Linked DNA regions of Homo sapiens: region 2 is linked to region 1. Evidence: read pairs that join two places in POLR2A ChIA-PET (ENCODE). Cell type or tissue: PC-9. All regions are shown on one strand. Links, peaks and the distances in the headings refer to the core of each region. The heading gives the core; the rest is flanking DNA.

The links. ChIA-PET counts read pairs that join two places held together with the same protein. Peaks named below come from ENCODE experiments on the same cell type or tissue, not always from the same donor. Only the 100,000 strongest peaks of a DNase experiment are listed, where the experiment ranks them.
Region 2: POLR2A ChIA-PET joins it to region 1 with 7 read pairs; 2 of 35 experiments call an interaction of 5 or more read pairs at or near these places.

The regions. Positions count from the first base shown.
Region 1 is chr18:2,106,965-2,119,569 of GRCh38, reverse strand. LOC105371956 (a long non-coding RNA gene) reads left to right here. Exons shown (of 3, transcript XR_935087.3): 2 at 7,834-7,926. Among named protein-coding and RNA genes, the nearest start is that of METTL4, 460 kb to the left of the region's middle. In PC-9, for the core only: no CTCF peak of the experiment used is centred there; a DNase peak (open chromatin) is centred at 6,699; H3K4me3 peaks cover 815 bases; H3K27ac peaks cover 1,493 bases.
Region 2 is chr18:2,388,114-2,400,718 of GRCh38, reverse strand. No RefSeq gene overlaps it. Among named protein-coding and RNA genes, the nearest start is that of METTL4, 180 kb to the left of the region's middle. In PC-9, for the core only: no CTCF peak of the experiment used is centred there; no DNase peak of the experiment used is centred there.

The DNA.
Region 1 (12,605 bases), core at 4,293-8,292:
TTTTGCTCTTGTAAAATGTTGCATTTAATATTCTTATGAGTCTTCTCTACACATATTTGAGTTTCTCTAAATGTACCTAGAAGTAGCATTACTAGTTTGAAAATATCCATATCTTAACTCTACTAGATTTTACTAAATTATTTTCCAGTTTATACTCCCAATAGCAGAATACATGAATTACTATTTCCCTACATTCTTGTCAACTCTTGAAATTAGACTTTTAAATATTGGCTAAGTGGCTAAATATGAAAGGACATCTCGTATGGGTTTTTATGTACTTTTCCCTGTTAATTAGCTTTTAGGCTCCACTTTGATGTGAATTGCCTGTTTCTTTGCCTATTATTCTGTTAGGTCATTTTTCCTTTTCCTACTGGTTTTTTAAGCATTTATGATATAGTTGAGATACTAATTCTTTGTCAGTTTTATGCATGGCAAATATTTTCTTCTGGTATGTAGATTGTCTCTGTATTTTAAGAGTTCCTTTAATGAATAGATGTTTTAACTTTTAATGTAGCAAAATTTATTAAAATTTTCTTTACAAGGTTTTTTTGTTTCTTATTGAAGATATATTTTGCTTACCTGAGGTCATAAATACATTTACTACTTTCTTCTAAAACAATTGTTTTTGCATGCTGTGTGATGTAGAAAGCTAAGTTAATTTATTCCTGTGTAGCTAACCATCATCCTGGCACCACTTCTTATTAAATAGTCCATTGTGACCACACTGATTTGTAATGTTGTCTTCAATTTATGACAACTTTTCAAATGTGAGAGATGGTTTGGTTCTGAACCCTTATCTTTAATTTGTCTATTTGGTTGTTGTTGTTCTATTACAACACTATCACAATCACTACAGCCTTACAACATGCTGGTATTTGCTAGAGCAGATCGGTCTATCTTATTTTCCTTTTTAATAATTGTCTTGCCTGTGCTGGACAGTTTATTCTTCCACATATATTTCATTATCATCTTGTAAAGTTATTTAAACAATGCTTTTGGAATTTTGATTGGATTTTGGTGATATTTAGAGATTAATTGGGGAAGGATGATATAGTTACTATATTGAGTTTTTCTATCTAGGAACAGTTCATTTCATCACTTAGGTCTCGCGTATCTTTAACATTTTATAATTCTTTGTATATTTTTATTAGATTTCTTCCCTATTATTATGTGTGTGTATGTGTATAATATTGTTACACGACTACATTTCTTAAATTAAAGTGTCTGGTCTATAGGAACTCTGTTGATTTTTCTGTATTAATGTTGTTTTCATCAACCTTGTTGACATCTTTTATTAGTTATGAGTTTATCTATAGATTCTTTTGAGTTTCCTATGTAGAAAACCATGACTTTTACAATAACAAATGTATTTCTTTTTATCCACTATATTTTGATTCTCTTTTTCTTGTGTATTGAGCTAACAGAGACTGGCATCTACACAATGCATTCTTCTTTCTTAAAAATAGAAACACGATGTGCCCAGCTAAAAAAACTACATTTTGCAGCCTCTCATATAGGGATGACAACTGAGATGTATATAGAAGTAGGTGGGTTGGACTTTCAAGAAAGTTCTTTAAGGGGAAAGATAACTCCAATGATAAGTGCATCCTTTTGCCTTTTTTTCTGTCTTCCTTTCTGAATCTTGGATCAATGGATGTGATGTTTGGAGCTCCAGCCCCCATTTTGGCATCATGAAATTCCCCTGAGAATGCAAGCAAATGTTGAGAATGGTGGAACAGAAAGGAAGAAGAACTTGGGCCCTGATATATTTATGGAGCTGAAATTTTAGGTCAGCACTGACATCAGAATTTCTTTTAGGCAAGAAAACTAACTTCCACCTTGTTTAAGGCACTATTGGTAATGTTTTCTGTAACACACAGCCAAATTTAATCATAAATGTACATAGTGCTGTGTTTCCAGTAGCATTTTTAATTAAAAAAGTGATAGAGGGTATGGTCTTTTTCTCAAATTTGGGAGAAAATGCTTCCAGTTTTCACTATAAAGTTTGCTGTTTGCTGTAAGTTTTTTGTAGAAATCTTTTTTCATCATATGTTTTCTTTCTTTTCCTAGTTATCTGAATTTTATCAGGAATGCTTGTGGAATTTTATCAAATGCTTTTTCTGAATCAAATTTTTTTCTGTATTATTTTATCTACTAATATGATTATATTAATAAATTTTTCTAATTTTAATCTATCCTTTCTTTTCTGGGATAAACTCTAAGTGGTTACTATGAACTGTCTCTTAATATAACATTACTTTAAAAATATATTGCTTGGTTTGATTTGCAAATATTGTATTTAAAATTTTTGTATTTATATTCAAAAGGGAGGAATGGCCTATACTTTCCTTTTTATGATTGGCTCATCTGATTCTTTTGTTGAAGTCAATTTCATGAAATGACTTGTGAGCGCATTTCACTTTCTATTTCCCAGAACAGTTTGTGTATAGCAGTGGGGTTATTTTTTTTCCTCGATTATTCATATTATCTCATCTGTAAAACTGCCTTGGTCAGTGATTTTCTTGCAGGTAAAATTTAAATTCTTTTTAAATTATAGAAAAGTTTTCAATTCTTTTGAAAAAATTTGATTTTAAGTTGTTTCATGTTCTGTTTTTTCATGAGATAATTTTGCTACCTTTATATTTTTTGAAAAATTTTCTATATCTCTAACTTTTCATATTTATTAACAGAAAGGTGTTCCTTATAATGTCTAATGACATTTTCCTTCTATTTTTGTCTGTATCAATTTTTTTTGCTAACATTATTTATTTATGTCTTCTTTTCTTTTATATTAGGCGATATCCAGAGATTTTTCTATTTTTCTTAGTCTTTTATTTAAAAAACACTTTAAAATTTTATGTCTTTTTCTGTTTTCTGTTTCATTAAATTCTGCCAATTTTCTTCCAACTTTCTAGGGCTTATTTTATGGTTATTATCTGTCTTTGTGAATTAACTGCTTACTCAGCTTTTTTCTAATATAAACATTTACACAATACATCATTCTCTATATTCTGTTTTGGTTGTGCTTCACAACGTTTTTTTTTTTTTGAGACGGAGTCTCCCTCCGTCGCCCAGGCTGGAGTGCAGTGGCGCGATCTGGGCTCACTGCAAGCTCCGCCTCCCGGGTTCACGCCATTCTCCTGCCTCAGCCTCCCGAGTAGCTGGGACTACAGGCGCCTGCAACCACGCTCGGCTAATTTTTTGTATTTTTAGTAGAGACGGGATTTCACTGTGTTAGCCAGGATGGTCTCGATCTCCTGACCTCGTGATCCGCCCGCCTGGCCTCCCAAAGTGCAGGGATTACAGGCGCGAGCCACCGCACCTGGCCTGTGCTTCACAACTTTAAAAGATAGTGTTTTTATTCTCTTTTAATTCTGAGTATATTCCAGTTTACATTATGATTTTTTTTCTTTGATCTGTAGATTACTTCGAAGTATGCTTTTTTATTTTTAAAAGACTTTCTGTCTTTTAGTATCAATCTATGTTTTACGTTATTGTTTAATCAATTTTTATAGTGTTGTTACTTTTCTAAACATGTTAAACATTCTTTCTGATTGCTCTGTTGTATCAGAGGATGCTAATGCTACTTCTCTCTATTTTGTTGTCTGTTGATACACTCTTGATTGCTCATTTTTCTGTTTCATTTATTTTTAAAAATTGCAAATGCCTCTTGAGTGTTGTTTGCTTAAGTGTGGGAGTTTAGTGCATCTTGGATTATGGAACTTCTTCAAAGTATTCTTGGTTTTGCTTCTGCTAAAATTTTAGGGAGTTCTCATTAAACATATAGCAGTATTTACCTTAATCTCCCAACTTGGGAATCTTATACCACCCAGATTGCTAAATGTTCCCCAACACTCACGTAAATTGCAGATTTGGAGTTTTGCTTCTGATAATGGAATTACTTTTCCCCAAAGCCCTCACAGAAGTAATTTCTCATGTTTCCCTGGAGAAAAATTGGTAAGAGAGTTTCTAGACCCCTGTTCCCGGAGAGGTCACCCATTATAGGGTCCTGGCGAAATGTGTGAGTCTTGGTGTCACTTTCCTGCCTTTCGAGACCCTGTGGCCATGCATCCATGTATTTCCTCCCAGGAGTCAGGGACTTATTTTAGGACTAATATTTCCAGGGGACCAGGTTATTGCTTGTGTATCAGGAGACAAGCTTATTGCTCTGTTTTTGAGTTCCTCTTCTATTTCTGGCACCTGTAGATTTCCTTTGCTTTTTTCCAAGTTTACCTATTAATCTTATTTGGTTACATTTTAGCCAGCATTTCTATGTGGTGTTGCTGACGCTGTAAATTTGAAGTCTATATTAGCACTGGATCCACGGAAACTAATGTAATTGGAGAGGGAGGAGAAGGAGAAAATAATTCAGAAATACAGAGGAGCTAGGCAAGGAGCGGTGATAGATTGCTCCAGAAAGGCAGTAAGTATCTAGCATCTTCCGGGGAGCCCCTGGGGGCCTATCTGACCTGTTTGTTCTTTGGTTATGGAGTACTAAGAACAGGGCTGAGGCTGGTGCCCTGACAGAGTGGGCATTTGCTGCGCTGACTTCTGGAAGTCCTCAGTCCCATTGTTGACTAAGTGCCAAGATCACGTGGTAGGACATGTTTCTAACAGAAAAGGAAGCCATGCTGCTGCTGTGCATGTGCTTACACTGAATAGGAGTGAAGTTTTGCATCTTCTAAAATGCATTAAAGAGTGATCAAAATTACAGCCCTCTCTGAATGAGACTCTCCTTTAACACAACTTACATTCGGTAAGTGCCTACTATGTTTCAACAAATAAGAGATGGGTAGGTGGGTCTCTGAAGCTGTCAGCTTAGCAGAGGAGGTGGGAGCACACAGCCAAGCCTAAAACAATTTGAGGCTTGTTATGAAAGTGATATGAACAGATGCTGTTGGAGCAAAGGCGAAGGAGGAATGAATTGGTTGATTCAAATGAGGGGGAGTGATGTGGTAGGGAAATCTTTCTAGGGGCAATTTCTGAGCTTTGCCATGTAGGATGAACGGGAAACTACCTGTGGGGAAGGAAGAGAGGCAATGTAATCTGAGCAGAAGAGCTGAGACCTCCCTCTGCAGGGTTTTCAGACCCCTGTTGACCAATCCACTGGAGCTGGAGCCTTGGGTATTGTCAGAGTAGAGGAGGCTGGGTCCAGATAATAAAAGACTTTGAGTGTAACAGTTGCTTTCATTTGTTTGGAAGATGCTTTTTCCTCTTACCTTAGGGAAAATAAATGTTTATATCAACTCAGTACATGCCTACATTTGGATTATATTTTGGTTCCCTTAAAGTCCTTCCTATATACCTAATTTATTTATTCAAATGTAATAATGTTGGGGAAAATAAGGGGGTTTGAAAGTCTGTTGCACAAAAACCATTCAAAAATATAATTTTTAGTGATTATCGTAAAAGCATAATACAGTAACTTTATCTCTGAATGAGATAGATATAGATTAAGCAAGGGTATGCAGTTTTTACTATGACAATTTCACATTGCATGCTATTTATACTACTTGTGATTTTCTGAAAGAGATACCAATCAGACTTGCAAATTAATGTGGTTAGCATTTTACTCAAAAATAATGATTTTGTTCCTCACCTTTATTTATAGTCACTGCAAAGTTATAAAAAGGAACAAGGGGGAGAACTTTCACTAAATTGGTGAAGTTTATTATAGTACTTTTTAGACTAGCATGATGTAAGAGGAAAGATACTAGGAAATACCAACCCAAAGCCTTTTAATATTCATTTATAATTGTATGTATGTTAGACCCCCCAATTCACAGGAGAACATTTATTATTTTGGTCATAGTTTTAATTAAAAATCAGAATAAATATGACTTTCTATTGCCATGCTTGTCAGTTTTACTTAACCTTTTGTTCCTTTATTTAAAACATCTATTTTCCTACCTGTCTATTTATCTAGGTAGCTTAGCATCTACCGCTAGTCCTAGTGGTCACTGAATTAAAATATAGTAAAACATAATACCTGGTTCCTTTGATCAATGCCTTGCTGTTCTCTACTTTTGCTTGCCTGGATTTTGGTATCTATGTCATCTTCAAGATGGATCATCCCTGGTTTGAATTTGTGAATGCAAGTTCATTCAGCAGTCTGATCATGTGTGGTGTTTTTGCAAATGTGAATGAATAGAGATTAACTTCATGCCACCTACTGCAATAATTTCTCTTGTAGATTTGAAACTAAATTGCAGAAGGGGATGTGTGATATATGAATATGGCATGATGCTTTTCTCCTATCTCCTTGTTTTCAATCCTTAGAAACCTGAGTATTTGGGAAAAATGCAAATTCTGAAAAATCTTAATAATTTTTCGAAGACCACTTTTGGTAAACTTGTAGGTTTCAACTCTTACAATTAGGAGGAAGAAATTGCAATTATTTTGGTGAATTTGTTAAAATTTTGCAAAAGATCACATACACTAGATGAGACTCAAACAACTGAAATGTAATTGTTTAATGAAAATGGAAAGTCTGAAGAGAGTATTGTGTGGTGGTGCCAGCCCCTGAAAAATGAGCAAAACAGCTCCTTGTCTCACATAAAGTTATTTCATTAAATCGGCCTTTCGATTTTAAACAACCTTTAGAAGCAGAATCAGAAAGACATTTTTAAGAAATGAGGGAGGAACGATGACTCAGAGGATGAACAAGCACAAAAAAATTAGGAGAGGAAATTATTACCTGGAGGCATTAAATATAACAAACTTAGCTGGTATTTGTCACAGCAGTTTCAACGTTATGCACAAAAGAAAACACATTTAGCTATTGGTTTCAAAACAGCGAGGAATCACCGAATCTGGAAGTGGCACTTCTTATAATGTTTTCATTCACACAGCCAACACTTATTAAGTGTTATTATTCATGAGGCACTAAGTAAAGCAACTCCTGTTCTAAGGAGCTCCTAGAAGTGCTGGGAGGTGTTAGGAGGTGGGGGAGAACAGTGAATTCCTTCAGGGTGAAGGGTGCAGGGGATGGGCAACCCCAAATATCAAAGCTAGTGGGGTAAGAGCTGCATGCCCTTGGCTGGCTTCGACCGGCTTAGCCTTTCCAGATTATTTACATTTATTGTGCCTGCCTGTGCAGGCCATTGGATTTAGAATGAGCCTTCTCTCAGAGCCAGGTCCAGAGAGCCTCTGCAATGCACTAGCCTTCACAAGTGCTCAAGAGGGAACAGACAGCTTGCACAGGTGTGGTGAGACCAACGCCCACCATTGTGGATCTCAGGACTCCAATCTGCTATAGTGTAGAAGGTTCTTTCTGCAGTGGTTCCTGGGGGCTTGTCATTCACTCGTCCCCAAGGAGGCTACATGCAAATTAGCTAAACCTCACGGGTTAGTGATTGGCTCTGGGAGGGAGATTTGGCCCTGCTTTTCCCACCCATTTCACCACAGCTTTCATGGAGATGTAGATTAGGAAGCCCTCCCTGATTATAAGATCCTGATACTGGGGCCATCCCATCACTCTGACTAACTCCTATGTGGGTCCCACAGAATAAAGACAACTTGTGACTTGAGCCTTGAAGAGTGGGGAGGACTCAGCTCGGTTGATCTGGGGCAGGGCAGGAGGGGTAGATGGACTCCAGTAAGCACCAAGGAGCAGGGTCATGTTAGGGTATCTTGCAACAAATTTTAAGAAGCTGAGAATTGACACCCATAGGCGAGGGAGGAGAAGCAGTGCAAAACGAGGCTGAAGAAGAATGCAGGATTCACACATTCAGGACCTTGCATGGGAAGTAAGGGTGTGAGACTTTGTTTTGAAAGTGATGGAGAGACATGGAAGGGTTTTAAGGAAGCGACAACATTTGCTTTGTGTTTCAGAAAGAATCATCTGAAAGGAATGTGGAGATCAGAGAAAAATGATGGGAAAGTTACCACAGCCTGCAAATGAGAAATGATGAGAGCCTGCCTGGGGTAAGGCAGTTGTGTGGGACGGAAAGGAAGCACTAGATGAGGCAGATGCTTAGGTGGAGCAAGAACAGGGCAGGAGAAGCAAGTAAAGGAGGGGACTGAGGGACGAAAGGGGCCTAGAGCTCTGGAGGGCTTCTGGCTGGGTGGCTGGGTGGCTAGTGGGGCCATCATTGCAGGAAGGGGATCAGGAATAGATTTGAGTCCAGATAAGACAATTAGGTTATTTTTGAATATATCAAGCATGTAGTACTGGAGATATTCACTGTGCACAGAAGTTTGTTGTTCTGGAGAGCTGTCATCCTGGAGTCTTGGATTTGGGCAGGTGGTGGGTGTGGTCAGCTAAGGATCGAATGGGGCGGACATATGGGGAGCTGGAGCCAAGACCCAGGATTATCAATACTTAATAGACATTTTAATAAATAGCCATAAGCACATTTCTATTAAATTAATTCCTTTTTTCTTTCTTCTTCATGTTGCAATATGACCTGTTTGAGAGAATATTGAGCTGAACTCCTTGGGCATGAATTGGGATCTGTTTCTGGAGGGGTAATTGGGGGTTAGCATCTCTCGCCTTCAATGTCTCATTTTAAAAAGAAGGGATTAGACTGCTTCATCTCAAATCTTACAATGTTATAATTACAGGACTTCTTATGAAGTTGCTGGAGGTGATGAAATGAGGGAGTCTTGTGCTTTCTTCATTTTCTACTGTTGTTTTCTACCTCTGTTTTCTCAGAGGTTTTCTGATCATTGGCAGTGGATAACAGAAGGAAAGTCACTCAAGGGGCACAGGAAAATTTCCTCATATAAAGAATAATCTCGAATGCGAAACAGTGCAAAGGTGGAGAAACTCAGAGATAAGCAGCTACCTGCACATATGCCTGACTCAAATAATTTCCTTCCTGGGTTTATATTTGGACTTGGTGTGCCTACTCTTTGATACAGTGGCATACTTTAAAGCACACTTTCTCTGTGGTCTTACTAATTTTTTTTTTTTAACGTTTCTTTTCTTGGCCTGTTTGCCTCATTTTTCCATTTTAAATAGATTTTTTAAAAGAGAAGTTTTAGGTTTGCTGCAAAACTGAGCAGAAGGCACAAAGATGCACATATACCTACAAACACAACCTCCCCAGACATGCACAGCCCCCCACTGTTGACATCCCCTACCAGAGTGGTGTCTTTGTTTTTTGTTGGTTTTTGCTTTTTTTTTTTTTTTGAGACAGGGTCTCCCTTCTTGCCCAGGCTGGAGTGGACTGGTGTGATCACAGCTCACTACAGCCTTCACCTCCTGGGCTCAAGCGATCCTCCCACCTCAGCCTCCCAAGTAGCTGAGACCCCAGGCGTGTGTCACCATGCCAGGCTAATTTTTTAAATTTCTGGCTAATTAAAAAAAATTTTTTTTTAGAGATGGGGGTCTCTGTAAATTGCTCAGGCTGGTCTTGAATTCCTGGGTTCAAGTGTTCCTCCCTCCTCAGCTTCCCAAAGTCCTGGGTTACAGATGTGAGCCACCACTCCCAGCCAAGAGTGGTACATTTGTTGCAATCAATGAACCTATATTGACACATTATTATAACCCAAGGTCAATAGTTCCCACTGGGATTCGCTCCTGGTTTTTCTTGTCCATTCTGTGGGTTTGGACAAATCTGTAATGAACATATAACCACCACTACTGTATTATACAGGGGAGCTTCACTGTCTTCAAAACATTCCCTCCTCTATGTATTCATCCCTTCCTCCCCACTGTGCTCTATGCTCTTATGTTTTAATTTAAATCATATCACATGTCTGTTTGGTTGCAATTTTCATTTATCTTACAGATTTGAATGTGCATTAAAATATGCAGGGAATATTTTAATAACCTAGATATAGTAATAATTTTTATTCACATCAAAAGCTTCATGATGTAGATTATTATTATTGTTTAGCTTATAATGATAATTTTAGTAACAAGTTATAGTAGTTGGAGCTTCACTGCTATCAAAAGTTTTCTAGTTAAATTAGGCTAGCCCCCCAAGTTTTTTCAGGAGTCATCAAGGTGAAGAATATTAATAAAAACTGCTTAATCAGGTAAACAGACAAAACTGTATCAGTTTATAGAACAGGTTGTTTCTGTTTTAGCACAATAATCTCCTTTATTTTTTGTCACAGTGAATAGTTACCTGATATCTAGGGTCAAAAATCTATGACTTGAAAGCCACCACCTGCATTTGTATTAAAATCTTTTGGAAGCTGGGCGTGAGTGTGTCTGTGTGTGTTTCAGTGTGTGTGCATGCATGCTCAGTACGTTTCAGCACATGAGATGGAAATAAGAAATAAGCAAAGTGTAGTGGGCAGGAGAGGATTGCACTGAATTTTTTATTTGTTTATGTATGTATGTATTTATTTATTTATTTATTTGAGATGGAGTCTCACTCTACCACCTAGGCTGGAGTGCAGTGGAGCGATCTCGGCTCAATACAACCTCTGCCTCCCGGGTTCAAAGCATTCTCCTGTCTCAACCTCCCAAGTAGCTGGGATTACAGGTGCCTGCCACCGTGCCCAGATAATTGTATTTTTTTGTAGAGACGGGGTTTTACCATCTTGGCCAGGCTGGTCTTGAACTCTTGACCTTGTGATCCGCCCGCCCTGGCCTCCCAAAATGCTGGGATTACAGGCATGAGCTACCGCACCGGGCCCTGAATTTATTTTTTAATGATAGGAAAAAAAAAAAGGAGCCGTAGAGAGATGACAGAGCCAAATGAGGGAGAGAGAAAAATACATTAGGTAGAGCAGCAACACACAGATGCAGGAGGAATTGGGTCATTGTGGAGGAATGTTGTGGAGAGTGGCTAACGGCACCAGGGTCCCCATGGTGGAAACCACTTTTTTTCTCTAATTAGGATCTAAAGAGTGCAGAGCAGTATTGGGTGTGTGTGTTGCTGCGACTCACTGCCTTGCCTTTTCTCCCTAGCCGAGAAATAGAGGATTCTTTACTCATTACTTTATTTGGATTTTAACCAAGGCCAGGATCTGTTACTTGATATAGGAGGTTGAATTTTTCTTACCTTCCTCTAACCTGATTATGAGGGCTGCTATTGTTTTTAGTTTAAGCTAATCAGTCCAGGGTTTCTTGATTTAGGCATCTCACTAGAAAAATCTTTCTGAACCTTTCCCAGGTGGGAGAGAAGTTTCCTGGATTAAATACCAGATTATAAAATAAACTGGTCTTAACAACAAAACTTTTTTGGAGCCCAGAGTGCGTAGGTTATATGAAACCAAGTAGGAATGAAGCATAAACATTGAACTACAATCCTGCCACATTTCACATAACTTATTTTAAGGAATATTCATATTTCTCATAGTAATCAAATTAAATTTTATGAGTGTCTTTGAAAAATTGTACAATGCACCTTTCTGCTTTACCTGATTTAGGAAAAAAAAAACCCATTCCAGGAAAGAATGTAATTGAATAATTAGGATGTATTGCTCTGGTGCTAGTGGCATGATCGCTTTTGAGGGATGAAGGGTAAGAAAATTGTTTAATAATATATGTGTCCGTTAACTTGATATTATTCTTCAGTAGACTCTTACCAATAGTGCTGTCTTTTTTCTTTTTCTTTCTTTCTATTTTTTTAATCTCTGATACCTGCTAGAGTGCCTGACATGTAATAGACACAAATATCCTTTTCTGGATGAATGAATGACAGGGACAGAAAAGCTTTTGTATTTGAACTGGAGAAGAACATCATAGCAATGATGAAGGTAACAGTGGCCAGACACAGTGGCTCACACCTGTAATCTCATCACTTTGGAAGGCCAAGGTGGGTGGATCACTTGAGGCCAGGAGTTTGAGACCAGCCTGGCCAACACGGCGAAACCCCATCTCTACTAAAAACGCACACAAAAATTAGCTGCGCATGTGCCTGTAATCCCAGCTACTCAGGAGGCTGAGGCATGAGAATCCTTTGAAGCCGGGAGGTGGAGGCTGCAGTGAGTTGAGATTGCACCACTGCACTCCAGCCTGAGCAAAAAAAAAAAAAGAGATAATAGTGATAAAGGTAAGAGTTAATATTTATTGAGGGCTTACTATGGCCCTGGCACTCTTTGAAGTATTTCATATGTGTTGACTCATTTAATCCTGACAATAATTAGGCACATTATAGATGAGGAACCAACGAAGAGATACAACTGCTAAGCAATTTACACAAGGTCTCACAGCTAGAAAGTGCTGGAATCAGGACTTGCACCCTAAAAGTCTAGCTCCAAAGACCATGCTCATTCACCACCAAGCTAAACAACCAGCTCAGGCCCTGCCCCATTTGTTTTAGGTGTTGTGATGAAAGCAAACACTACTCTCGGGTGAGCTATGGTCATGCCTGCAGTGGACTTGGGCTATAAAGATGGCGTGAACATTGACACATGCAAGGTGGTATAGGAAGAACTTCAGGTAGATGGTGGAAAGGAGACTCTGGCTGTAAGCAGGGAGCTCGTGGGCCTGCATGACTTGCACACAGCAGATCCTGCCCTGTAGTCCAGCTTCACTGACCTGGGACGTTTCCAAGAGCCCTGTGAGGACCTAGAGGGTCAACAGGGGCCATATCCATTTTAATGGTCTTATGCCCATGTAACCTTTGCACCATTTCTTTGCTCGTTGGAAGCAAGCTGAAGTAAAAATAATTTTCAGCTGAATTTTAATGATCATTCTC
Region 2 (12,605 bases), core at 5,787-9,786, 280 kb before region 1:
TCTTCTTCTTTTTTTTTTATAACTTTGTCCTTTTTGCTCTACTTTTTGAGAGATATCCTCATGTTTATCATTCAGTCATTCTATTGAGTTTTTCATTTCTACTACTATTAAAAATTTCTCAAAGTTCTTTTTTCTCCTCTCAAAGTTTTTACTCTATATTATTGTGTTCAAGCTTCATTGATATAAAATCTCTTCTCTCTGAGAATACTGAAGACACATTTTAAAAATTGTTCTTTTTCTTGAATGTTCTCTATTTCCTTCAAGTTCCTTTTTCTGTCTTTGTTTTGTCTCTTCCCTAAAACTTAGAGTCTTTTTTCCAATGACTATTACTCCTTGTCTGTGAGTTTACATTCAAGTGTGGTGCACTGAGAAGCTCATTGCATGTGCAGGGCTTGTTGACCACAGACTTCACAATAGACTGAGCAGATCAGACTGTTTCATTGGGGATACACTCAGATATCAATATCTTTAATTTCTTTTGCTTGAGTTGGTGAGATTCTACAGATAAGGATCTTCCAGGCTCCCCCTGCCAGTGTCCTGTGAACCAAGTCAGGAAAGAGGGATGGAGTTTCAATATTCAGGTTCAATTTTTTTTTTATACTTTAAGTTCTAGGGTACATGTGCACAACGTGCAGGTTTGTTACATAGGCATATATGTGCCATGTTGGTTTGGTGCACCCATTAACTCGTCATTTACATTAGGTATTTCTCCTAATACTATCCCTCCCCTCTCCCCCACCCCATGACAGGCCCCCATGTGTGATGTTCCCCGCCCTGTGTCCAAGTGTTCTCATTGTTCAATTCCCACCCATGAGTGAGAACATGCGGTGTTTGGTTTTCTGTCTCTGTGATAGTTTGCTCAGGATGATGGTTTCCAGCTTCATCCATGTCCCTGCAAAGGACATGAACTCATCCTTTTTTATGGCTGCATAGTATCCATGGTGTATATGTGCCACAGTTTCTTAATCCAGTCTATCATTGATGGATATCTGGCTTGGTTCCAAGTCTTTGCTATTGTGAATAGTGCCGCAATAAACATATGAGTGCATGTGTCTTTATAGTAGCGTGATTTATAATCCTTTCGGTATATACCCAGTAATGGGATGGCTGGGTCAAATGGTATTTCTAGTTCTAGATCCTTGAGGAATTGCCACACTGTCTTCCACAATGGTTGAGCTAGTTTACACTCCCACCAACAGTGTAAATGCTCAGTTTTAATCCTCCTTTAGTTTGATACCACTGACTTCAACTGTATGCAGTGTCCTCATCCAGAATCCTTCTGTTTTGTCTTTCCCTAGGGATTAGGGAGAGGTAATCGCTCAGTTTAACAAAGAAGGGGAGCTCATTCGAGGCTTTCTAATCAAACTTTGAAATTTGTTTCCATTTTCAGCTGTATCTTCACTTCTAATACTGGAATTTTCTGCTGCTGCTGATTTCTGAGACATTTGAAGATTCTGGTTTGTGAATTAGGTTTCTGTTCAGCTTTCTCCACTGACAATTTAGGATTAGATTTTTCCAGTTTGGAAAGTTAATATTGATTCATTCCTCTGATTTGCATCTCCCAAAATGTTGCTGCTATGGTTTTTTTTAAAATAGATTTTATTTTTAAGAGCAGTTTTAGGTTCACAGCAAAATTAAGTGGAAGGTACAGAGGTTTGCCATATACCCCCTTTCCCAATACATGCATAATCTTCCCCGTTATCAGCACTTCACCAGGGTGGTACATTTGTTACAACTGATGAATGTACATTGACACACTGTCATCACCCACAGTTTCCCTTAGGGTTTACTCTTGGTGTTGTACATTCTATGGGTTTGAACAAATATATCCACCATTATAGAACCATACAGAGCAATTTCACTGCCCTAAAAATCCTCTGTGCTCTATTTATATCTCTCCCTCCCCACTAACTTGTGCCATTGTTTTATGGTTTCTTTAAGAAAATCCCCTTTACAGTTCTGTTAGTGGGGCTAACAATTTGCTACATAACTAGACTGAGAAAATATTTTTTTTAAACAGGAAAATATACATTTATTTGGTCTCATAAGTCTTAAAATAACAAATCAATATATCAGAGTTAAAAGCCAGATTTCAGCACCTTTTCATTTTTGCTTTGGATTAGACAGTAATACACTTAAGAATTTTCCATCGTCATAAAGAGAAAGTATTGAAAGTGAACATTATGCCTTCAAACAAAACCAATACAGTTGATAGAACATTTTGCTATTTTCCCTCAAAGCACCATTAAAACCTCAACACTTATAAATTACAGAACTTTAAAGTGATCATTTTATTCAAATCTTTAATTTATAGGAACCTGAGGCCTGGGGGAGAGGTGGCATCGTTAAGCTTTTCTTTCTGTTCCTGCAAGAATTGGGACCAGGGCCCAGGTCTCCTAAAGAAGAAAGAGTGGATTACCATGATGGAAAAGGAGAGAAGGGGAGCTTATGAGTTAGGAGGAAAAATCGGTAAAATGCTTGCCGGAGAGAGATTTGCCTCTTACCTGTGATATGCCTAGGTTTGGTGTCTTTCATGCTCCCATCAGGGATCCAATGCTTCCCACATGCTTGATTTTTCTCATGAGAAGAAAGGCAGCTCTTACAAATCACACACACTTTTATTACATGTGCTACTTCTACTAGCATTATTTACATTTTCAGAGAGGGATCCCTAGGCTACTCTAGTGATGAAATTTCAAATTTCTGGATTATTTAACGTAGGGTAGTAATTATTTTACAACAATAGTTCTTTATAGATGTGCTTCAATTAATCTTTGGTTCTGGTTACTTTGTGACACCGCCCTGGGTAGCATCAAAGGGTGAAATTTCTGAAAATCTTTCTCCTTATTAAATATTTAGCTCTAGCTTGAACGTCATTTTATCTGTTATAACCTTCAGGTCATAAAAAATTCCATATATTTTTAAGCTAGCATCATCTAGAAATTCTTTGCAAAATTGACATAATGTTGTTTTCCCTCTCAACATAATGGTAAAACCAGGAAATTTATGGTTTCCCATAAGGAAAACTACAAATCTGTTAAAATTAATTGGCGAAGTAAACCAACAGTTTACAAAATACTGGAGGGAACCAGATAAGAAAACACAACTGGAGAGAAAACATTCATGCTTTCTAATAGAGGAATATAAAATAAAATAAGAATGAAAGCTTTTTTTAAAATTACATATTCGGAAAATAAAAAATGATAATAATTGGTGCTAGAGTGAAGATTTGCCATTGGCTCTGATAGCATATCTTAGAAACTTATGCAATTTAGTAATATGCACCAATAGCTTTGATAATGAAGCCCTTTGATGCAATATTATGGTTTAAGAAAATCCATCCTAAGGAAAGAACTTAAAATATAGATTAAAAAACTGATGCTTAAATGCTATTTGCAGCACAACTTATAATAGTGAAAAACTGTATAAATACCCCCAAATGGAAAAAGGATAATAAAACATGGTATATCTGTACAATAAATATTATATAATAATTAAAAACATTTGCATAGCATTTCTAATAACGTGGGAAATGATTCACGTGATTGTGTTAAGGGATAATAACAGAATTTAAATTGTCAATGTCATCTTTTCATAACTATATAAATGTGTTTAAAATATAGAAAGAAATGCATTTGAATATTTATTATATTTGGTTTGAATTGTGGGATTATGGATACTATTACTTCTATTTAGTTTGATGCATTTTCTAAATTTTTTACAAAGGGCACGTGGTGTCATAATTGGTTAAAAAATCAACCGTAAAAACAGTCATAACCCTTTTTCCATGTAGAATTTCGTTTGCTTACATTTTAGTTTCTGACTTTGTAATCTCTTACATTTTTTTCTCCTTTTAAATCAAAGTTATTTTCAAATACTTTTACTTTCTCACATCTTCATCAACTAGTCTTGTTTCTCCTTCTCTTCTTAGTCATTTACCCACTTTTTGGGTGTGTTTTGTAATTACGTGTTTCTATCTTCCCTGTTATGTTCCATCTGGTTCTTTGATTAACTGTTAGTGTTGTACATTCTATAGGTTTGGACAAATGTAGCCACTATTGGAGTACTATACAGAGCAATTCACTGCCCTGAGTATTCCTCCATTGACAATTTAGGATTCAGCTTTTTCTAGTTTGCAAAGTTAATATCCATTTATTCATCTGTTTTGCGTATCTCCCAAAAGGTTGCTGCCATTTTTTTAGAGAGTTTTTTATTTTTTTATTTTTTATTTTTTTTTCAGAGCAGTTTTAGGTTCACAGCAGAATTGAGTGGAAGGTTCAGAGATTTTCCATGTACCGGCTGCCCTGACACATGCACAGTCTTTAATATGCAAGAATGTCTCTTCTGGAAGAGTCCCATTTTATTGCCTGAAAACTGTCACATTAGAAGGCCTTTCCTGAGCCTCCACCTCTGAAAGTGCTATGCTATAGTAAAAACAATGACAACAACAACAAAAAAGCCTAACGCAGTGATGAATGCACCTGTGTAATCTATCTTCTAGCAATTAAAAAAATTCTCAGTCACATTTTCTATTTTAGTTATAACTGAAAACTTTAGGTATGCATATAATTTAAACAATATATTATGATCAGTGTGTAATTCCTTTCTCAAATGTTACAGAACAGCAGAAAGCTTGTGCAGGGTGTTAAACAAACATTAAATATTAACCAGCAAGGGGTCGGGGAGACATTTCCTTTCCGGTTTAGTCATTCTGGAAGGACATTTATAGAATTATTTGAAAAGGTGCTAGATAGATTCTTTTTTAGACTGAGCTTCCTTTCTCTGTCCCCTACTCACCCTCATTTCCAGTAAAATTTTCTTTGTTATTATTTTCTCAATTCAACCTCTTTCTGGGTGGTCATGCTTTGAGGTTTGAGGAAACAAATGAGTTTTCCAATTCTGCCACTTTTCCCCTTTATATTTTCTCTTTTATTTTTTATCTCCATAAGGAACTATCCAGTGGACGTAAGTAACCTCTGGTCAGGCACTCAGAGCTTCTGGGGAAGAAGAGAGGTTGGAGGCCTGTAGGTTTGAGAAGAGTGGCAGAGGAATGCCATCTGTGCAGCCTGTGGTGTGCAAGGTGCTGCTTAGAATGGAGCCTTCCAAAGACACTGGCCCATTCACCACATTTCAGCCCAAAGGTAGAAACTCACTCTTACAGTCACCTTTTGAAGGTCCTTCAGGGCAGGTCCCTTGGGACAGTGCAGGGTTGTGTTGGTGAAAATGATTTTTTAAAATCTTGTTTATTAACTGGAGGCTGATGAAACAATAGGACATTTTTCCAGCTTGGTTTTACTGATATGCAGGCCATTTCCCTTAGAGGGATATATAGATTAGGGAAGAAAATCTGAATTGGATTTATTTTGCTCCACATCTGCCGGTTTACAGCTGCTGCTATAAGAGGAGGCTTTGATAGACAATAGCCAGGGACAATTCCTCTACCTTCATGCCTGAGCTTCCAGCTGGTCTCATGCGGAAAGCTAGTAATAAGTTCCCAGATTGGGCTGGAGAAGAGAGCATACTTCCCTGTCACATAAAATATTAATTTAGAAGTTGATCAAGGCAGTTCAGTTGCAAACCTGCTTCTCATCGCTTGAAATGTATGTCTTAGCTGCTGCTATTTTTTTTAAAGTCACAGAGAACTACCATGGATACTGACAAAAATTCTTTTTGTTTATGCTCAGCAGGGTTTCAGCCTTTTAAAGATCTCTTCCTTTGATCATCTGTATAACCTTTCTATTCACATCACCACAAAATTAAGTTAAAGAAGGAAGCAGACCACTAAAAATAACCCGAGACCATGCAGTCTTAGCAGGGAGATGAAAGCTGCCCAGGATGGGGATTACAGCAGTGCCCGAGCGCTCTTCATTATCGAGACACTTCTGGAGGTGACGGGGCCTCGTTGTAAAATGCCTATTTTCCCATATTTTCCAGTCTCAAAAGCTCTCTGGTTCCACGGGAAGAGATCAGTTCTGAACAAGGGAAATGGTCTTTGGCTTTCTATCATCTATCTTTTATCCTTTTCTTTCTCATTTCTCTATTTTTGACCTCTCGCATGTCTCTCTTCTACACAGAAACACACAGACACACACGCATGCACACACACATACATGCACACACATCCACACCCCACACATGAATAAGCCTTAGGTTTGGATTTTTGCTGTGTATTAGTGGCTTTTACTGATAATTTTCATGTTGTTGTGGTATTAATGTAGTAATATTTCTTGGCAATATGTGATATCATCTGAGAACTCGTGTAGGTATGGATCACGCTCTGTTTTTTCCAGACCTCTTTGGTTCTGCATAACCTAATGCAATCTGCCATTTCTTTATTGGGCTATTATAATTAATCATCAGACAAGACTAAAAAGGGACAGGCATGTGGAAATACAGAAAGGTTGAGAGAAGGGCTGAAGACATGGAGATTCTCTGTTTCCTATGGCTAATTCCAAAAATCAGTGTTCTAATTACTGATTTTGCTAATTGTTTCTTGTTTAACCAATTATAAAAAAGGTGCTAAACTTGAGTCTCGATTATCAAATACAAGATGTGTGTAATATAAGATATAATATTCAAGCTGAACATTACTTGGTCATCACAACATTAATAAAAAAGGGTTATTTTACTTAAAACATTGTTGTTCTTGGTCAAGGGAGGCTAAAAAGAAATCTGAGAAATAAATGTGTTGATTGAAGTCTATAATAGAGGTGGTTGAGAAAAGAACCTCTTCTAATAATGATAAGATGGATTCCTAAATGGTAGGAAAAGGGTATAACATAATGTAAAAATAAATTAGGTATAAATATTTATTACATCAGAGAAGAAAAATAGTATGTGAAACACAGTATAAACTTTAGAAGAGCAAGAACTTACTTAGGATCATTGTTGATTAATGTAAATAAAACCAAACACAATTTCATAAGTCATCATTTCTTTTTAATTGAGCGGTAGTGAAATGAAGAAGAGTTTCCAATTGGAATTAGAAAGATTTTCCTAGATTTTATGAAGAAACAGGAAGTAATGCTTTCATATAATACAAAATCCTCAAGGAAATATGTTGAATTCCCTTCAAGAAACAGCTGGATGTCTCAAAATTTGTTGAGTTTTTATAGTTTATAAAGTTTTTTAAAACTTAAAACATATTACAGAAAGCTTTTTATGTTTTCCTTCTGTCTAAAATGCTATAATGTTAGGGTTTAATTTTTATTCTTGGATTGTGCAAAGAAGCTGTTGACCTTGGTTGTCATTCTACAGAAATTTTATGTAATTTGCAAAGTAGAATAATGATTGTCATTCAAACTGTAATGTTGAAATTCTTCTACAGTATTTTCAGAGGAAAGAAACTTTCAACAATTGAATGTTTTCATTCTAAATGTGACCTTCACTGAGATGGCTTTCATTCATCATCAGTATATAGAGTCTTTTACTTGCTAGGTTTAGGTAGATTTGAAAAGAAAAAAACAAAAAGAGAGTTTTAATAATGAAGTAACAGAAAAGAGATTTTTTCATTATTAATACACAAAGCTCTTAAAATCATTTAGTGCCAAAACCACGAAGCAATGCCTACTCCATATTGAACAGGTTTGTCTAAATGAGCACAAATGAGAAAGTAATTCTTAGTTGTCATACTCTTTAATTTCATTAACTATGAATATCTCTGGCTCCGAGTTTAGTATTTTGGATTTCTGTTGATTCTATGTTAAATTGTGTAAAGTGTATGTAAGAATGATAATAATTTTCATTTTATGATGGTGAAAGCAGCCCTTGCAAAACCCAGAAAATATACTCCTACTTCTCTGTGAGTTCTCTTTCAATTAAGATTGAAAAACAGAAAAGATAAAAACCTTTTGCAAGGCTTTCACTGATTGGAGAGATGTTTGAGGACTGAGGAAGAGGATTTTAGGCAAAGTAGCTGGAACAGATATAAGCTATTCATTGAGAAATCCAGAGAGCTGTGTCCAAATCATAGTCCCTCACTATAGTCTGATCTTTCACTTTCTGAGCTGGGGATTATAATTCTGGTGTTGGAGTGGAAGTAATTTAGTGATGACATTTACAGCTCCATTGATCGCCAGGGTTTATTTGGAAGACATGACTGACTTGGCAGCTGTTCACAGTTTATTCTGGGTAGGTCCTTCAGAATAGGCTCAGTAGCAAAAAAGAATATATTTATAGTCTCTTTACGGAGAGAGTGTATCATTAGGCTTAGCTAGGTTATACTCTGGTAGCAAAAACCCCCAAGTCTCAGCACCCTAAAATGGCTCTAAAGTTGCTACTTGGGTTGAGAGTGATGAGTGGTTAAGTTTAGATGGAAAGAGTCCTAGAACAAATCAGTGGCAGCAAGACTCAAAGCAGCAAAGTAACCATAGGTGCATTTTTCTCCTGGGGCCACTGGGATGACATTTTGCTTCACTCTGTTACTCATCAGGAGCATAAAAAAGTAATCCAAAGTTTCATTGTCATTTGCTTAAAATACTTTAGGGGTCAATGGAAATATAATGGTGATGACTAGGGAAACATTTTTGACTATCATATACCTTTCATATGTGTTCCTCAGAGTTAGTTCCAAGACAAGATGCATTACCTCTATCTTCTAGGACTTCAATTTTCTCTACTATATTATACTACTCATAGTTTACTACATAGTTTATGTTATAGTAAAACTATGTAATAGCCAAGCCTCCTACTCTAAGTAGTAAGGTACATATCTGGTTAATAATGATCTTCAATAAATATTGAATTGTGATAATATTTTGTGATAATATTAAATACACTTACAGAAACAGTTTTTATTTCTTCTTCTTCTGGTAGATTTTTTTCAGAGACAGGGTTTCACCATGTTGCCCAAGCTGGTCTTGAACTCCTGAGCTCAGGCAATCCACCTGCCTCGGCCTCCCAAAGTGCTAGGATTAAAGGCGTGAGCCACTGTGCCCGGCCTCAGTTGACAAATAATTTTTTAAACAGCTCTATTAAAGTATAATTTCTTTACTATAGAATCCAATCGCCGTAAACAAACCGAATTTGAATCCAGTTTTAGGACAGTCTATCACTCTCAAAACTTCCCTTGTGTGCATTTGCAATCAATCACTGCTCCCACCCCCAACCCCAGGCAACCACTGATGTACTTTTGGTTTCTCTGATGTACTTTTGGTTTTTTTTTTAAAACAAAACCCTTAAATTTATGATTTAAATAAAATCATACAATATCTAGTTTTTAGGATCTCTTTCAAGGTTTATCCATACTGCAGCACATAGCAGTAGTTTGTTACTTTTTATTGTTAGTATAATTCCATTTTACCTATGTACATACCAGTTGATAGACATTCGGATTGTTTCCAGTTTTTGGCTATTATGAATACCTAGGCTATGAATATTCATGTAGAAGTCTTTAAGGACAAATGCTTTTATTTCTCTTGGCTAGAGACCTAGGATTGAAATTGTTGTGTTATATGACATATTTATGCTTTACACTTTTAAAAGAAACCACCAAACTGTTTTTTAAAGAGGCTGTACCATTTTGTATTTTCACCAGCAATGTATGAGAGTTTCAGTTTTTCAGCATCATTGCCAACACTTGATATTGCCAGTGTTTCTGATTAGAGATATTCTACTGTGTGTGTGTACAATGGTATATGTTCGTGATTCTAATTTTTTGTGCAATAACTAATGATGATGAGTATCTTTTCATGCGTTTATTAGCTATCCACATATCTTCTTTGGTGAATGTCTATTCCAATCTTTTGCCCATTTGTTTTTTAACTAAGTGATTTTCTTGTTATTGAATTGTAAGAGCTTTTGTTTTTCCTTAAATATATTCTTTCAGATATATGATTTACAATTATTTTCTCCTGTCCTGTAGCTTATGTTTTCATTTTCTTAATGATGTCATTTGAAGATTGTTTTAAATTTTGATAAGGTCCAATTTATTTCAAATTTTAATTCTTTCTGCCATGGATCATGTTTTTGATGTCTTATTAAAGATATTTTTGTTTACCTAAGACTGTGTTCTCTCGCAAGTTTTATAACTTAGTCCTTACATTTAGGCCTACAATTTATTTTGTGTTACTTTGGTCTGTGGTGTGTGGGGGTGTGTGAGGAAAGGATATAATGTGAGGTAACAGTGCGAGTTCTTTTATTTTGTGCATGAATATCCTGCTGTTCTTTAGAAAATTACCTTTTAAACAATATCTAGTCTAATCCTTGAATGTGGACTAGTTCTCCATTTTTTAAGATGATCTTAAATTTTGCTCTGTGAAAAAACTGTTTTATAGTTTTCAGAGGTTTGTCTTAATCTTCTGTTAACTTTTTTTCTAAATACTTCATTTTCTGATGACATGCAAATGTAATTGCTTCCTTAATTGCATCATCATTGCTTGTATGCAGACATTCAACTGCTTTTTGTGCATTGATATTGTATTCTGTGATCTTCCAAACTTATTAGTTATAGAAGTTTTTAAAATTGTAGATTCCTTAGGGTTGTCTACCTATACAATCATGTTATTTGCAACATGATGAGAGCAGACAATGTGGCCTCGTTTCCAACCTTCTTTCACCATTAAGTATGATGTTAGCTATAAGTTTTTCATAGATTTCCTTTATCATGTTGAAGAATTTCCTTTCTGTTCTTAGTTTATTGAGTGTTTTTATCTTGAAACGATGTTGGATTTTTGTCATATATCTTTTCTGAATTGATTGAGAGATCATGGGGCTTTTGTCTTTATATCTATTAATATTAATATGGTACATCACACTAATTAATTTTCAGATGTTAAACCAAACTTGCATTCCTGGGAGAACTCCTAGGAGAACTTGGTCAAGGTGTGTGCTCTGTTTCATATATTTCTGGATTTGTTCTGCTAATATTTTATAAAGGATTTTTGTGTCTGTATTTATGAGAGATATTGGTTTGTAATTTTTATTTTAAAAAAGTCTTTCTCTACTACTAAATCTATAGATTTAATGCAATTTCTATGAAAATGCCAATGACATTCTTCACAGAAATAGAGAAAAACCCCTGAATTTATATAGAACCACAAAAGACCCCAAATAGCCAGAGCAATCCTGAGCAAAAAGAAACAAAGCTGGAAGCATTGCAATACCTTATTTCAAAATATACTATAAAGCTAGACTAGTAACATATAGTATTGGCCCAAATACAGACACATAGAACAATGGGACAGAATAGAGAATCCAGAAATAAATCCATGCAATTACAGCCGACTGATTTTTCATAAAGGCATCTTTGTCAAAAGGTGACTGATATGTTAATTACGCTGTACACATGAATCAAAATATCACATGTACCACAGAAATATGTACAATAAATATGTGTCAATTAAAAAATAAAAATTAAGAAAGTCTTTAGTTTTGTTATCATGGAAATACTGGCTCAATAAATAAGTTAGAAAATTTTTTCTCTTTTCCTAATTTCTGAAAGCATTTGTTTAGGGTTGGTAATATTTTTTCCTTAAATATTTGGTAGGGAATCAGTCTGGGTCAGGGCTTTTCTTTCTGGGAAATTTTAAAATTACTTATTTAATTTCTTTACTTGATATATATCTGTATGTGTTTTCCATTTCCTTTTTTTTTTTTTTTTTTGAGACAGAGTTTCCTTCTTTTTCCCCAGGCTAGAGTGCAATGGCGTAATCTCGGCTCACTGCAGCCTCTACCTCTCAGGTTCAAGCGATTTTCCTGCCCCAGCCTCCTGAGTAGCTGGGATTACAGGTGCCCACCACCATGCCCAGCTAATTTTTTTTTTTTTGTATTTTTAGTAGAGATGGGGTTTTGCCATATTGGCCAGGCTGGTCTTGAACTCTTGGCCTCAGGTGATCCACCTGGCTCAGCCTCCCAAAGCATTGGGATTACAGGCGTGAGTCACTGTGCCCAGCTTCCATTTCTTTTGATGACATTTTGATAACCCCCATAAAAATTTGCTCATTTCATCTAAGTTGAATAGTTTGTTGGCATAAAGTTGTTCATAATAGTCCCTTAAAATACTTTTAATTTATTTAGGGTCTTAGGGATGGCCCTTTTTTTCTTTTGGTAATTTTGTCTTTTGTCTCTTCTTTTTTTTTTTTTCAATCTAGTTAAGGTTTACCAATTTTGTTGAACTTTTCAAAGAGCCAACTTTTGGTTTGATTAATTTCCTCTATTGTTTTTCTGTTTTCTATTTCATTGTTTTCCACTTCAATTTTATTTTCTTCCTTCTGTTTACTTTGTGCATCACTTGTTCTTCTTTTTTTGGCTTTCTGAAGTGGAAATTTAGATTTTTTTAGATCTTTCTTCCTTTCTAATATAAACATATAAAGTAGTAAGTTTTCTTTAGATACTCTATTCAATGAATTTGGATATGTTGTACAGTATTTTCATTAATTTTATAGTTTAAAATTTAATTTTGATATCTTCTTTGACCTATTTGCTACTTAAAAGTGTGTTCTTTATTTTCCAAATATGTGAGAATTTGCTGTGTTTCCCTCTTTTGTTGATTTCTAATTTAAATAAATTGAATTCGTAATACATGTTTTGTATAATTTCAGCATTTTGATTATGGACTAAGACATAGTCTATTTTTGAGAATGTTTCATGTGCATTTAAAAAGAAAG